Regions from separate parts of the Homo sapiens genome. Here regions 1 and 3 are each linked to region 2. Evidence: chromatin loops called from intact Hi-C (ENCODE). Cell type or tissue: mammary epithelial cell. All regions are shown on one strand.

Region 1 (4,000 bases), 130 kb after region 2:
GTCTCCTCCTTCCTGGCAGCCCTGACCTAACAGGCAATTCTGAAAAGGGGACCGTGTATTTGCACATCTCATTCACTCAGGTACTTATCCTTAGTATTCACGTGTTCAATCTATCTACATGTTTTAAAGTGTTTCTAATTCCAAAGGAGAAAGCAATGAACAAAACGGAAAAAATTCCAAGGAAACATTTTCTTTCGTTTCTGGTGAATTAACTAAAAAGGGTAGAAACATTTTTACATTACTAAAAGCCAGAGCTGTATCTATGTGTATTTTATTTTTTTATTTTAGAGACAGAGTCTCACTCTGCAGCCCAGGCTGGAGCGCAGCGGTATAACCATTGCTCACTGCAGCCTCAGCTTCCTGGGCTTAAGCGCTCCTCCTGCCTCGGGCTCCGAAAGTGCTGGGATTGCAGGTGTGCGCCAGACCTCTCTATCTGTATTTTAACAAACAGTGCCTGCAAGCTGCTGGTTGGCCTCCCTCTGGGATCTGGGAGGAACCTGTGGCACTGCACCACGAAGAGGCCAGGACACAGGTGACCCCACCTTTGCATGGCTTGGCCAGTCCTCGGGCAGCAAGGACCTCCCCTGGGGCCATGCTGCATCACACACACTTCGGGCAGCCAAGAAAAGCTGCAACCTTTACCCCAACGCTCAGTCCTGCCGCCTCTCACCCTCACCCCACCTGTAACTTCACTTTAGTTCCCTTTATGCAGAAGCAGGTGAAGAGGAGAGAGGTGACATTGGATGCCACTGAGATCCCAGTCTATGGCAAGTGTGAGGACAGAGTAAGAACAGCCAGGCACGGAGCCCTCTGAGAATGCAGACGGGCCTACAGAGAACTCCTACTTGCAGATCACCAAGACAGACAAGACCTCTGTGAAACAGAAACCCACTTCCTCAGTGCACGAGATTCATCACCTTCCACGCGAGTTTCCTAAGGAGCCTGTGCAGCCTGGACCAAGCTGGGTCGCTCATGCAGGAGGAGCAGCACCAGCACTGTGCAAAAGCACTTCCCCATGACCGCCCTCAGAAACCTGCCAGCGCGCAGCCAAACCGTCGGGAACACTCGAAAGACCAACGCCCACCTTCTCCCAAATCTTCCTCATGCTCTCCTCGCCTGGCACCAATCCCCCAACTTGCAATCTGTCCTTACCCACAGGGATTGCTGGATGGAAGCAATGTCAGCTTAGGCCCCATAAACAAGACTCTCTCTGATGTGGCCCAATCCCCCCCACCAGAAACACGGCGAGCCAGCAGGTGAGGGTGGCCTGCAGGTGACTCTGGATGTTAGGTAAGGCCAGCCGGCAGGTGAGACTCGAGCTGGTGGAGGGCAGAGCCCAGCACAGGTCACCAGGCCTCAGGGCTTTGGCTCTAGCTCTGCCATATTTAGCTGTGAGATTTCAACTGCGGGCATCAATTTTTTCGTATATAAAATGTAGGTGTGATGGACTGGGGCCAAATTTATGCTTCCCTGACTTTTAAATGCACACAACATAATACTGCAGAATTCCTCCAGTGTTCTCTGGATTTTAAATCTCATCAACTTGGGAGCCATCCAAGACAAAAGCTGTGAAGAGAGTGACTGCACCTTACAGGCTCCTTGTCCGGCACTGCAGCCAAGGTCAATATGACTTTTCAGTCATGAGGATAACAAAATCTAGAGCTGGAACAAACCTCCCATGTCCTCTTCAGCATGAACACATCTTCCCATTCTGTTCCTGACCACTGGGGATGGCCAGCTCCCTGCTCCTGTCCATCTCTTCTATAAACACCACCTTGCCCGAGAGCCAAGCCCAGCCCGGTTTGCCTCTGGAGTCTGGAACAATGACTCAGTTTGTGCCTCATCACAGTTTGAGCCCGAGTATCAAACAATGACTCAGTTTGAGCCCGAGTATCACAGGGCTCACATCTCAGACGCATCCCTCTTGCTGCCTCATGACTAAACATGGCCAGAGAGGAGCAGCGCAGGAGTGCTGGGGCTGGGCCGGCAGGAGGAGCTCCTTCAGAAGCTGTCCTCACGCAGGCAGATGGGAGAAGGTAGGACATGGTGGCTTTACTTCAGGATTTTCTTTTAAGGATTCCTTTCAAAAGGTCACTTTGAAAGTGCTCCACTCCAACTTAGGACCCTCAGTGATTTGGCCCCAGGTGCCTTCCGGCAATCTGACCTCATTCCCACCTAGGCCTCTCTGCCCCTGCACCCAGGTCCTGCCCCACCCACCCCCCTTGCACGCCTTTCACCTCCTCCCATCTCTTCCCCCTAGACTCCATCACTCCTTAACCAACACAGCCCCAGCTCACAAACCCCAGCAGCGCAGGGGTGCTCCCCACACCTGGCTCACAGGTGGGGCTCGCTGCCAGGACGCATGTAATGGTCAGCGGTAGGACTTCCCTCCGTCACCCTGACAGCCGCAGCCAGGGCCGTCTTAGCCTTAACAGGTCCACAGCATGTTTGTGGACACAAGAGAAGACTTCCTTTGTTTGGGAGACAAGTTAGATCCACACGGGAGCTGAGCGAACCTGTGTCAGCAGCTGCATGGCGCTCCAGGCTCCTGAGGACGCCGTCCCAGCAGAGGTCAGGGCCCCTCCCGCACCCACTCAGGTTGGTCACAATGCCCCAGGTCAAGGCTGCCAACAACAGTGACCAGAGCAAACAGGCTGCTGCCAGACGTCAGCAGGCAGGGAGAGAACAACCAGCATGCTCTCCCTCCCTCCCACCGGGAAGGGCCGCAGTGACGCGTTGCCCAGCCAGGGCACCCCTGTGCTGCCCAGGAGAGAGTGGGGAAGGGGCCCCAGCCTGGCAGAAACGTCGTCACACCCCCTGCCATGTAAGACCGGAAAAGGAGCAGAAATAGTTTCTCCTTTGTACTTTTCCCTACGTGGAGGAGGAAAAGTGGACGTGGGCCTTGGTGGGGAGTGAGGTGTGGTTTGGGTGTCTGAGTGTAACTCCGAGAGATGCACAGGGGCATTTCTGTTTGGCCCCAACTCACTTGTTTCGCAGCCAGATGATCTCAGGCTTGGGGTTGCCTTCGGCTCTGCAGGTGAAGTACACGGTGTTCCCCGAGGTCACATCTGCGTCCTGGGGCTCGGAGGTGATCCGGGGCCTTTCTGTGCCCAACCAGAAAATGGAAACCTTTTTAGTCTAAACCATGACATGAAAATAAATGACAACACACGCTGAGTTCTCTGTGTCCAAAAGGAAACCACAGATGCCCAAAGGTGTAATTCAGCCACAAACATCCCCCACAAAAGTGCCAGACTGGCTTCTCTACAGCCCCGTCTATGGTGCGGATCTACATGATGTCTATGCCTCAGGGTGCCATGTTCTGAGCACCCTAGAGACAGGCTGGCTCAGAGTTGGGCAGACAGCCCCAAATGACAGCCTTCGGCGTCCCCTCGAGGCCCTCTGGGAAAGCCAAACACCTGTGCGGAGTGGATACGCCACGGGTCGCTATTTTCACTGAAGAAAAGACAAAAAATAGTACTCTGTAGCTAAAGCGTCCCTGAAAGAATAAGCCTCTAAAAGCACAGGCAGGTGGCAGACACCACAGCTGGAGCAACTCCCAGCCTCCCTCCTCCACAGCTGCCCCGCCCTTCACCCTCCACCCTGGGCAAGGGGAGAATGGCCTCTCCTGCCTCCTGCGTGCCCGTGACTCCACATGGCTTCCGAGGGCCATCCGAGGGCCACCCGAGGGCTGACGGCTCCCAGGCCTTCCTCGAGGGCTGACGGCTCCCAGGCTCCCGTCCCTGGTGGCTGCTCCGGAGCTCCAGGCCCGCACAGGGAGCGGCCTTCTCTAAGGCTCCCCTCAGCAGCCATGAGGGAACCACACCAAGGGCAGGCCTAGGCTTCCATCTCTGCCTCGTCACCTCAGTGTGCGAATCTGTCTCCATGTACATTCTGTGAGCATCACGAGAAGAAAAACACAACCACACACAGGTGTGTACAAGTGAGTGCCTGCAGTGGGGCGGACACAAGCACGGGTACGAGTGTGTGTGTGTGTGCA
Region 2 (4,000 bases):
GCTTTGAGCTGAGGGAGATCTGGAAGTCAACAGAAGCAAGAAGTCCTCTCTGGCCTTCACCCTTCTTCCCACTACAAAGGCCATAATGGAAACTAGGGCTCTTCTCCCTGAAAGCAAGCCGTAAAACCTGGGAGGGTAGCTCTCTGCCTCCCCGCTTCTCCCGGAAGGTTGAGTGTCTGTGTCCTGCTGGGCACCCAGGGGACGATCCCAGCACAGACCCAGGAAGGATTCTGCCAAGGGGCCTGGCCAGGCTCCCGGCTCACCAGCTCCAGGGCACGCCTTTCTGTCCACTCCCAGAACCCCCTGGTTCCTGCTTCCTTCCTCAGGCTTAGCAGAAGAATTCCGTTTCCCGGGGCCTTGGGTCCTCATGTGTGGCGGAAGGCTTTGGCTAAACACATGTGCCATGCCCTCCTGTCAGTGTGACTTTGGGTGCAGGGGTGTCCACCACGAGCCTTGCAATGGGTAAGGAGAAGGAAACTGTCTCCGGGATGGACTGGCCCCACACCCCTCCCTCCTGCCCTCACCCACCCTTGGTCTCTACAGGAGCGAGTTTCATCCCAGGCTGAGCCCAGTCCCCGGGGCCAGCACCTGTCTGCAGAGTACCTCCAGTCCTCAGTCCTGGTAAGTAACTGGATCCCGGAGCAGCTGCAGCCAGTGGCTGTGCAAGTCTGCCCTTCTGCCTGGCAGCTCTTTTCCTAGAGCAGTGATTCATACTTAACAGGCGCTCCAGGGAGAGCATAAAAGTGACCACCCCAAGGAGAAAAGCAGAGGGGCCAAGCTTTGATGGCTCCCATTGAGAAGTTTCATGAGATAATCCAAGGAGAAAGATGAGTACAGTGCCTGCCAGTAACAGTTACTCAGTGGCTTCTAGGTCCCTCCAGTCACAGTTACTCAGTGGCTTCTAGGTCCCTCTCTCGGAAACCAGACTGACATTCCTGAGGCTGCAGGGCAGGTAAGCCTTGGCCCAGAGGGAGGCAGAGAACAGGCATATGGTGCAGAACAGGCATAGTGCAGAGGTGGATGCACATTTTCCAGATTGGTTCGAATTTTTCAGGACATCCATTTTGTGCTGTGGCCCCACCCCAGCCACGTAAATAGGGACAAGTTCCACCTGCCATAGGACACCGCCCGCCCCCTCTCCAGACACCTGCCTCTTCTCTTCTGCAGCTGACAGCAGGGCTTCTCCTGCTGGGTCTGCAGGCCTCCATCAGGCCCTGGCTTTGGGGGCTCACCCCAGCCCATCTCATGCAGCACTGTTGGTGCAAAGGTGTCCCTGCTCCAGGGCTGGGCTCCTGTAGACCAGCAGAGGCTGACTGAGCTGGACCCGTGGGCTGGGGGACTTTGACCTGGTTCTGTTGAGTCAACTGACCTGCCTGAGGGTACTGCTACTGCTGTCACCCAGAGTGCAATCAATCACAGGCCCTGTGCCCGCATTTCACAGCTAAGGAATGGCAGATCCTGTGCGGGGAGGGAAGGAAGGAAGGGAGAAATGGAGGGAGGGAGGCAGGGAGGAAAGTGTACAGGGAGAGACAGAGCGCAGGGCTGCTGGATGGAGAGACCTGGACCGGGCCAGGCTTGGCCGTGTGAGGAGCGCCTGTCCTTCTAGGGACCTTGGAGATCAGGGAGCAGGCTGCTGACAAACGACTTATTTCTCCTCCCTCTGAACTCCCAAATTCCCAGAAATCTGCCTCGAAAGTGGGGAGAGCAGAGAGGCTGTGAGGTTGGACCGAGGGGGCCCACGGCCTCACCCTCCTTCCCACGTGGGCCACCCCTGGACGCTTCGTTCGCAAGCCTGATATTGTCCTAAGATGTGGTTTGATTTTTAAGGGCGGAGAGATGGGCTCAGCTGCTGGTGGAATCCAGCCCCTCCGTCTTTGCGGGATGTGGGGTCTCTGCCTCCTGCAGTGACAGCACCGGCATGACCCAGCCTGGCTTCCCGCTCCCAAGCGCGGGCACCTGCGGCCGAAGACGCGGCTCCGCAGCGCCACCTAGTGGCCGCCCAGCCTCTCCCCAAAGCGGAGCCTTAGGACGAAGCTCCCTTTCCCCGAGGTCCCTGCAGGTTTCTGTGGAGCCTGGGAGTCTGAATTACTGTCTCCCGGGTGATTCCTAACCCTGGAAACTCGCTGCTGCTCCCTGGGGCTGGTGGTCGTGCCAGTTGCTGCGTCAGAGCAGTTGGGCGCCCACAGGCTGAGGACGCCGGGGCCAGGGTGAGGGTGAGGCTCCACCTCAGGGCTCCAGAGACCGAGTTTTGCACTTGACACTTCCTTAACCTTCGAAAGCCTGATTCCTTCTTATCGCCCTGAGGGCCTGAGGTCCCCTATCTGCATGATGGAGGGGTTGGATACCATGGTCTTGAAGACCTTCCATTCCTAGGGTGACAAGATTCTAACCACATTGCACATGGAACACTTCTCGGTGCAATGACCCCAAACAACATCCCAGCCTGTGCAGTTCCCACTCCCAGAGATCCGAAAGTCGGTGGGTGACGACCCACGTGTGAAAGGGGCTCTAGAGAGCTGCCTACAGTCTCATGTCCCCCCACCCACCGCCCTCCGTGTGCTCAGCACCTGAACGTCTTCACAGAGACAGGGCAGAGTCTGTTTAAAAGGAAGCTCCGACAGTCTCCCTACGAAGAGATGGCCGCCACCTCAGGCACGTGGGATATTTCTGGGGATGGAATTGTCGCAATAATGAGGAAATCCCCTGTGGTTTAATGGGCAGAGTCCCAAAGGTGCTTGACATCCTGACCAGCACAAGGCAGCCCACCTCCTGCAGAAACTGTGAAAAAAAGGCAAGAAAAGTATACCCATAACTAATTTGAGTGGTTGTAATGTACACTGAAACAAAAAAGTCTTTTCAATTTTTTTTTCTTTTTGAGATGGAGTCTCACTCTGTCGCCCAGACTGGAGTACAGTGGCACGATCTCGGCTCACTGCAACCTCTGCCTCCCAGGTTCAAGCTATTCTCCTGCCTCAGCCTCCCTAGTAGCTGGGATTACAGGTGTCTGTCACCATACCAGCTAATTTTTGTATTTTTAGTAAGATGAGGTTTCACCATGTTGGCCAAGCTGGTCTCTAACTCCTGGCCTCAGGTGATCTGCCCACCTCGGCCTCCCAATGTGCTGGGATTACAGGTGTGAGCCACTGCACCTGACCCTTTTCCCGATTTTAATTGCACTAAACTTCCATAGAATGCTGACAGCGCATAAACATGATAATGTGTCTTTGCAATTTTCAAGCTTAAATACTTAGAATCCAAAAATATGATGAAGTGTGGAGTTTATTTGAACACGAAGTTGGAGGATAGTCACATAGGAAACACAGACTCTCAAAATGGAAAGTTAAAGTCTCATTTACATAGTCAGAGGCAGAGGTTTAACAGGTTGCAGCATTTTCCAACAAGATCAAGACATAGGTTATAGCGATTTGACTTGATTGGTCACAGCTCGCTACACTAAGGAAGCTTGTTTTAACATCCCATAAGGAAGGGTAATGGTCTTGAGGCGGTCTCACCTCTGGTACCATTCAGTCTTTCCTAATCATTACAGGACAAGAATGAGGAAGAGATTTGACCCAGAATAAAGAAGCAGAAGGTGCAGCTTCACACCATGCGACGCAGGCCCCACAGCCACGTTCCTCTCAAGGCTCAAAATCAGGTACGGTTCCAACAGCTTTCAGTTTGGATTAATTTCACATCTCCCCTTTTCAACATCAACATGATCCTTTTGAAGAAAGCTTAGTAGCTGAATGCAGATGGTTTGGGAATCTCTGTATGTTTAGGGGCTTAGCCCCAGATACTTAGGAAGGTTCACTCCTAGGACGTTGTCTCCCATGTCTAGGGCCATGTGCCAAGCTGTACAGAACTGACGGGGCATAGGCCGAACCTGGAGCCACATGAAGGAAGTGACGTGGTGACCTTGGTCAGGCTACACAGCTGCATTGTCCGTTAATGGGATTCTGTGAGTGACGATTATTTTAGTATCTTCAGTTGTGAACTGACT
Region 3 (4,000 bases), 1.3 Mb before region 2:
GCGGGAGGAGCCGCTGGCGCTGGACCCGGCCCCTCACCTCCGCGGACCCCGAGGAACAAGCCGGCAGGTGAGGGAGCCGCGGTCTCCTCGACGATCACGCCCGAGGTCCCGCCCACGGGGAGCGACCGCCGCTGGTGCGGAAAGGAGCCCCCGGAACCCGCCCGCCCGCCAGCCCGGCCCCTCCTAACTTTCGCCCGAAAGGCCGCGTCCGCCGAGCGCGCTGCGCCTGGCGCGGGCGCAACTTTCTTTCCCCTTTGGAAGCCGCGGGTGCCAGGCAGCTCCCCGGCCGCGGGCGGACCTCGGAGGGGCCGCGCTCCCGCGCCTACCGCTCTCCAAGAAGGCGGCGCCGCGCGCCGGGCCCGGCGGCCGCGCTCAAGTTTCCAGCGTCGCCTTTGCGCGGTGGTCGCCGGCGAGCGCCGAGTCCCCGAAGCCCACGGAGGAGGCCGGGTGCGGACCCTCGCGCTGGCCCCGGCCGCGCCACGTGCTGGAAGCCCCTCCACCTCCCGGCCATGGCGCCCTCCCGCACCTGCCCGGCGCCACCCGGGAGCCACCTGCGCGTCGTGGCCGGGCCGGTTACCTGGAGCCGCCGGAGTCGTCGCCGTCTGTGCGCACGTCTGTCCCCGCGCCCCGAGCTGCGCCACTACTCCATGCCCGGCGGGCGGAGCGCACGGGACGCGGGGACTCGGCCGCTCCGAGCGCTGGACCCACGGCCGACCTGGGGTGCGCCGGCTCCGAGTCCCGCCTCAGACCTCGGGGAGCTTCTTATCCCCGCGCCCGCCGACGTCAGGCGGGTCCCCAAGGGCTCCGAGCGGGGCTTTAATTAGAAGCCGCTGAAGTGTTAGTACCCCCATGCGGATCTTCGTCAGTCCCCCCGCCTCACCTCGCTCTCGCCTCCCCCCGTCTCCCGCTCCCCCTCAACTCCGCCCCCGCCCCCGCCCGGTCCCCCCACCCGCATCTCCACCGCGTCTCCCCCTCGCCCGCGCCCCGTCTCCCGCGCCCCTTCCCTCCCCACCTTCCCCATCTCCCGTCTCCTCCTCTCCTGCCCCACCTTCCCCCACTCCCCGTCTCCTCCTCTTCCCCCTGTTCTCCTCCCCCCGCCCCTCCCCCAGTCTGTTTCCCTCCGTTCCTGTCACTTGTGACAGGATGAGAAGAAACGCCTTTACCAGGAACTCGGTTCTGTTTTTGTCTAAATGTAGATCTTGGGCTATTAAAAAGGGAGCTGCCTGATTGCTTCGACATTTAATAAGTCAATTAGAGTCCATCCGTTTTGGAGGGATCCGCTCTCCGGACCTCGAGGGGTCTGCCCCGCCCGAGCCCAGTCCCCAGGTTCGGGTCCCCAAGCCCTGGTCCCCGAGGCGGGGCGGCCAGGAGGCAGGAGATGGGCGGGTGAGGACTCTCCACGGCCCCCGAGGTGCGCACAGCTGACCACCCGAGGAGGGGCAGGACCTGCACCCCCTCCCCAGACCCCCTGCGAGAGGACGAGCGAAGGTCCCTCCCCGGCAAGGACCGCGCCATCTGCGCGCTCCTCTGCGCTGGACCCTCGGCCCGCGGGTCCCTCGCGCCCCGGCAGGGAACGCCCGCAGGAGGGCACTTGCCTCCCGGACTCGTCTTTAAGAAAGTTTGGCTCTTTGGCCGAAGCCCGGCACATCTGTGAAAGTTCAGCAATTTGCCTCTTTTATTTTATTCTTGTAAAATGTATTATCAATCAGTTGCGCACTTTCCCATTCGATTGGTGCTTTCTGGGCAAGAGCTGGACGTCTTCCAAGTCCGCGATCTGTTTGGGAAAGGTGTTCTGAGTGCAATCAGAGAGGCGGAGTGGGCGAGAATTAAAGGCCTGCACCATGATCGGGGCAGTCGCAGGACCGCGGCGGGAAGGTGCTGGCCCAGGCGCACGTGAGCGCGGGCGGTGCGGGCGGAAGGCTCCGCGCCCCGATCCCCCAGCTCCCGGAGAGGCCCCGTCTGCGCCCGTCCCCGCGTCCTTTCTCTCTTCCTGCACGGGGTCTGTCTCCTCAGGAGGAGAAAGTGTCCGGCAGAGCTGGGCGGGGAGGCAGCGTGGAGAGAGAAGATATGAAATGTGCCGGTTCCGGACCCCGCCCCACACCCTTGGGATCTGCGTTCTCTCCGCTCCCTTGAAAAACAGATGGTTTGATTTCACAGCGAGGCTTTTCTTTTTCTTTTTGCAAGCTACATGACTGAAATGTGAACATTTCTGCTAAAATACACTCAGGAAAAAGTAAAATTTTATGTCAAACAGACCTTAGGCACATAAAAGGAGGCATTTTTCGTTTCTCTCTTTCCCCTTCCCATGTCCAAGAAGACACTTGAGTTCCACGGGCAAGAGCGACGCCTGGCGATGGAACCGGCCCTCCCCGGCCCTGCTCCCGGTCCTGCTTGCCGGGCCCACCTCGCAGCTGGTGGACACCGCAGTTCCCAGAAAAATAGAACCATGAGAAGATTTTACTGTTGTAAAATAGCTTGGTGTAAGACAGTTTTTCAAAAAAATCTTTGTATGGTAAAAAGAAGAAAACACATTTCACGTATTATTTTAAATTTACATAGACCTATTAGAATAGTATTTTATAAAATCAAAAGCTAAATTTCTTCTATAAAATGCTAGTAGGATCTATTTCCCCCAACACACACAAATTCTACCTACCGAGGAAGCCTTGCTAGTAATTAATATTATGTCTTTTCTTTTGCAGTTTTTAATGGGACAAATGGATTCCTTGAATGAGCCCTTTCTACCATCCAAGTGTGGGCCAAGACTTCCGCCCAGGTTAGTAGAGGTTTGGTGGATAATCAACAGCAACAGAGCTGATGCTTGGTTGGTCTTTGGATTAATGAGATCTTACAATTAAGAGTCAGACAATTTATGTGTTCATTTATTTTTACAAAGTTCTCTGCCAAAATTATCTAGGTGCTGCTCATTTTATATTATAGAAACAATTTTTACAGACTAACAAACTTAGAGTGTACCACCGATTTGTTAATCTTTATTGAATTTTTAAGTTAATGGTATTGTCAAGACGAACCCCTTGGAGTTCTCCAGTCATCAGAAATAGGTGTGCAGTCATCCCTTGGTATAGCGTGGGACTGGTTCCAGCAGATACCGAAATCCAGGCACATTCACGTCTCACAGTGGGGCCTGTGGAACACGCAAATACGGAAAGTTGCCCTCCCTCTGTGTGCGTTTCGCATCCTCCAGCTGCTGTGTTTTCGACCCACGTTTGAAAAAAAATATGTAAGTGGACCCCTTCAAACCCGTGCTTTTCAAGCAGGAAGCCAAAAAGAAAAGAGATACAATTAGCAACAAACTATATTCTAGAATTACTGGAAAAATTTTTTTCTAGATTTGATTTAGTTTGGTTATCTTTTTGAGAAAACTGTGTTGGATCATAGGAAGAAAACCGAGCAGAGGAAAAAAACCTGTATTTAATCTACCCTAACAGTACTATATATAGGTCCTGAGATGGGTGAGTTGATTTTTTCAATTCATAAACAGGTTAAAGTTCTGATGTTTTGACTGCAATCATTTTTTTTCTTCATCCAGAGGGTACGTATTTAATTTTAGATGAATATTAGCTGCCCTCAAAGACTTCTAAAATACCTGTGTTAACCACATGCTTTAAAATGAATTGTTATATTTTTCAATCATTATGGCAATCATTTAACAATCTAACGAAGTTTGTATTGTAGAAAAAAATCACCTTTCATAAAGGATAACATCATGTACTATAAACAAATATTGCTTACTGTTTAATATTTACCAATTCTGCTTTTTTAAGCTATCAAAATGCTATTAGTGTGCTAGGCACGTACTAGACAGTGTTTAAAGCATTTAGGAAGACAAGCTTTCTAACAGGATTAATTTTCCTAGTATAAATGTAATAAATATAGACTCTTACAAGTGATAATGTATGCATGATATCTGCAGCTTATTCTAGATCAATGAAGTACAGCATTCTATGTAACACTTCTCCCCTTCTAGGGAGGAAGAAGA

The links. Hi-C counts contacts between places; a loop is a spot of excess contacts. Peaks named below come from ENCODE experiments on the same cell type or tissue, not always from the same donor. Only the 100,000 strongest peaks of a DNase experiment are listed, where the experiment ranks them.
Region 1: it touches region 2 in a loop (4-fold over the local background); 3 of 110 quality-filtered maps call a loop at or near these places.
Region 3: it touches region 2 in a loop (6-fold over the local background); 3 of 110 quality-filtered maps call a loop at or near these places.

What each region holds. Positions count from the first base shown.
Region 1 is chr2:1,673,941-1,677,940 of GRCh38, forward strand. It overlaps PXDN (peroxidasin), which reads right to left. Exons shown (of 23, transcript NM_012293.3): 8 at 2,987-3,104. Among named protein-coding and RNA genes, the nearest start is that of LALTOP, 51 kb to the left of the region's middle. RefSeq lists an enhancer at 3,523-4,000. In mammary epithelial cell, a CTCF peak has its summit at 1,975 (motif pointing right); a DNase peak (open chromatin) is centred at 1,881; H3K27ac peaks cover 2,178 bases.
Region 2 is chr2:1,548,900-1,552,899 of GRCh38, forward strand. The region is part of intron 4 of LALTOP (lung cancer associated lncRNA targeting TOP2A); the gene reads right to left. LOC102723730 (a long non-coding RNA gene) reads left to right here and starts at 3,031. Exons shown (of 3, transcript NR_168373.1): 1 at 3,031-3,655; 2 at 3,839-3,958. RefSeq lists a silencer at 1,911-2,020. In mammary epithelial cell, a CTCF peak has its summit at 2,002 (motif pointing left); no DNase peak of the experiment used is centred here.
Region 3 is chr2:287,976-291,975 of GRCh38, forward strand. It overlaps ALKAL2 (ALK and LTK ligand 2), which reads right to left and starts at 116. Exons shown (of 6, transcript NM_001002919.3): 1 at 38-116. LOC101927262 (a long non-coding RNA gene) reads left to right here. Exons shown (of 3, transcript XR_007085917.1): 2 at 2,703-2,776. LOC105373346 (a long non-coding RNA gene) reads right to left here. Exons shown (of 6, transcript NR_189079.1): 6 at 2,966-3,145. In mammary epithelial cell, a CTCF peak has its summit at 2,353; no DNase peak of the experiment used is centred here; H3K4me3 peaks cover 1,151 bases; H3K27me3 peaks cover 911 bases.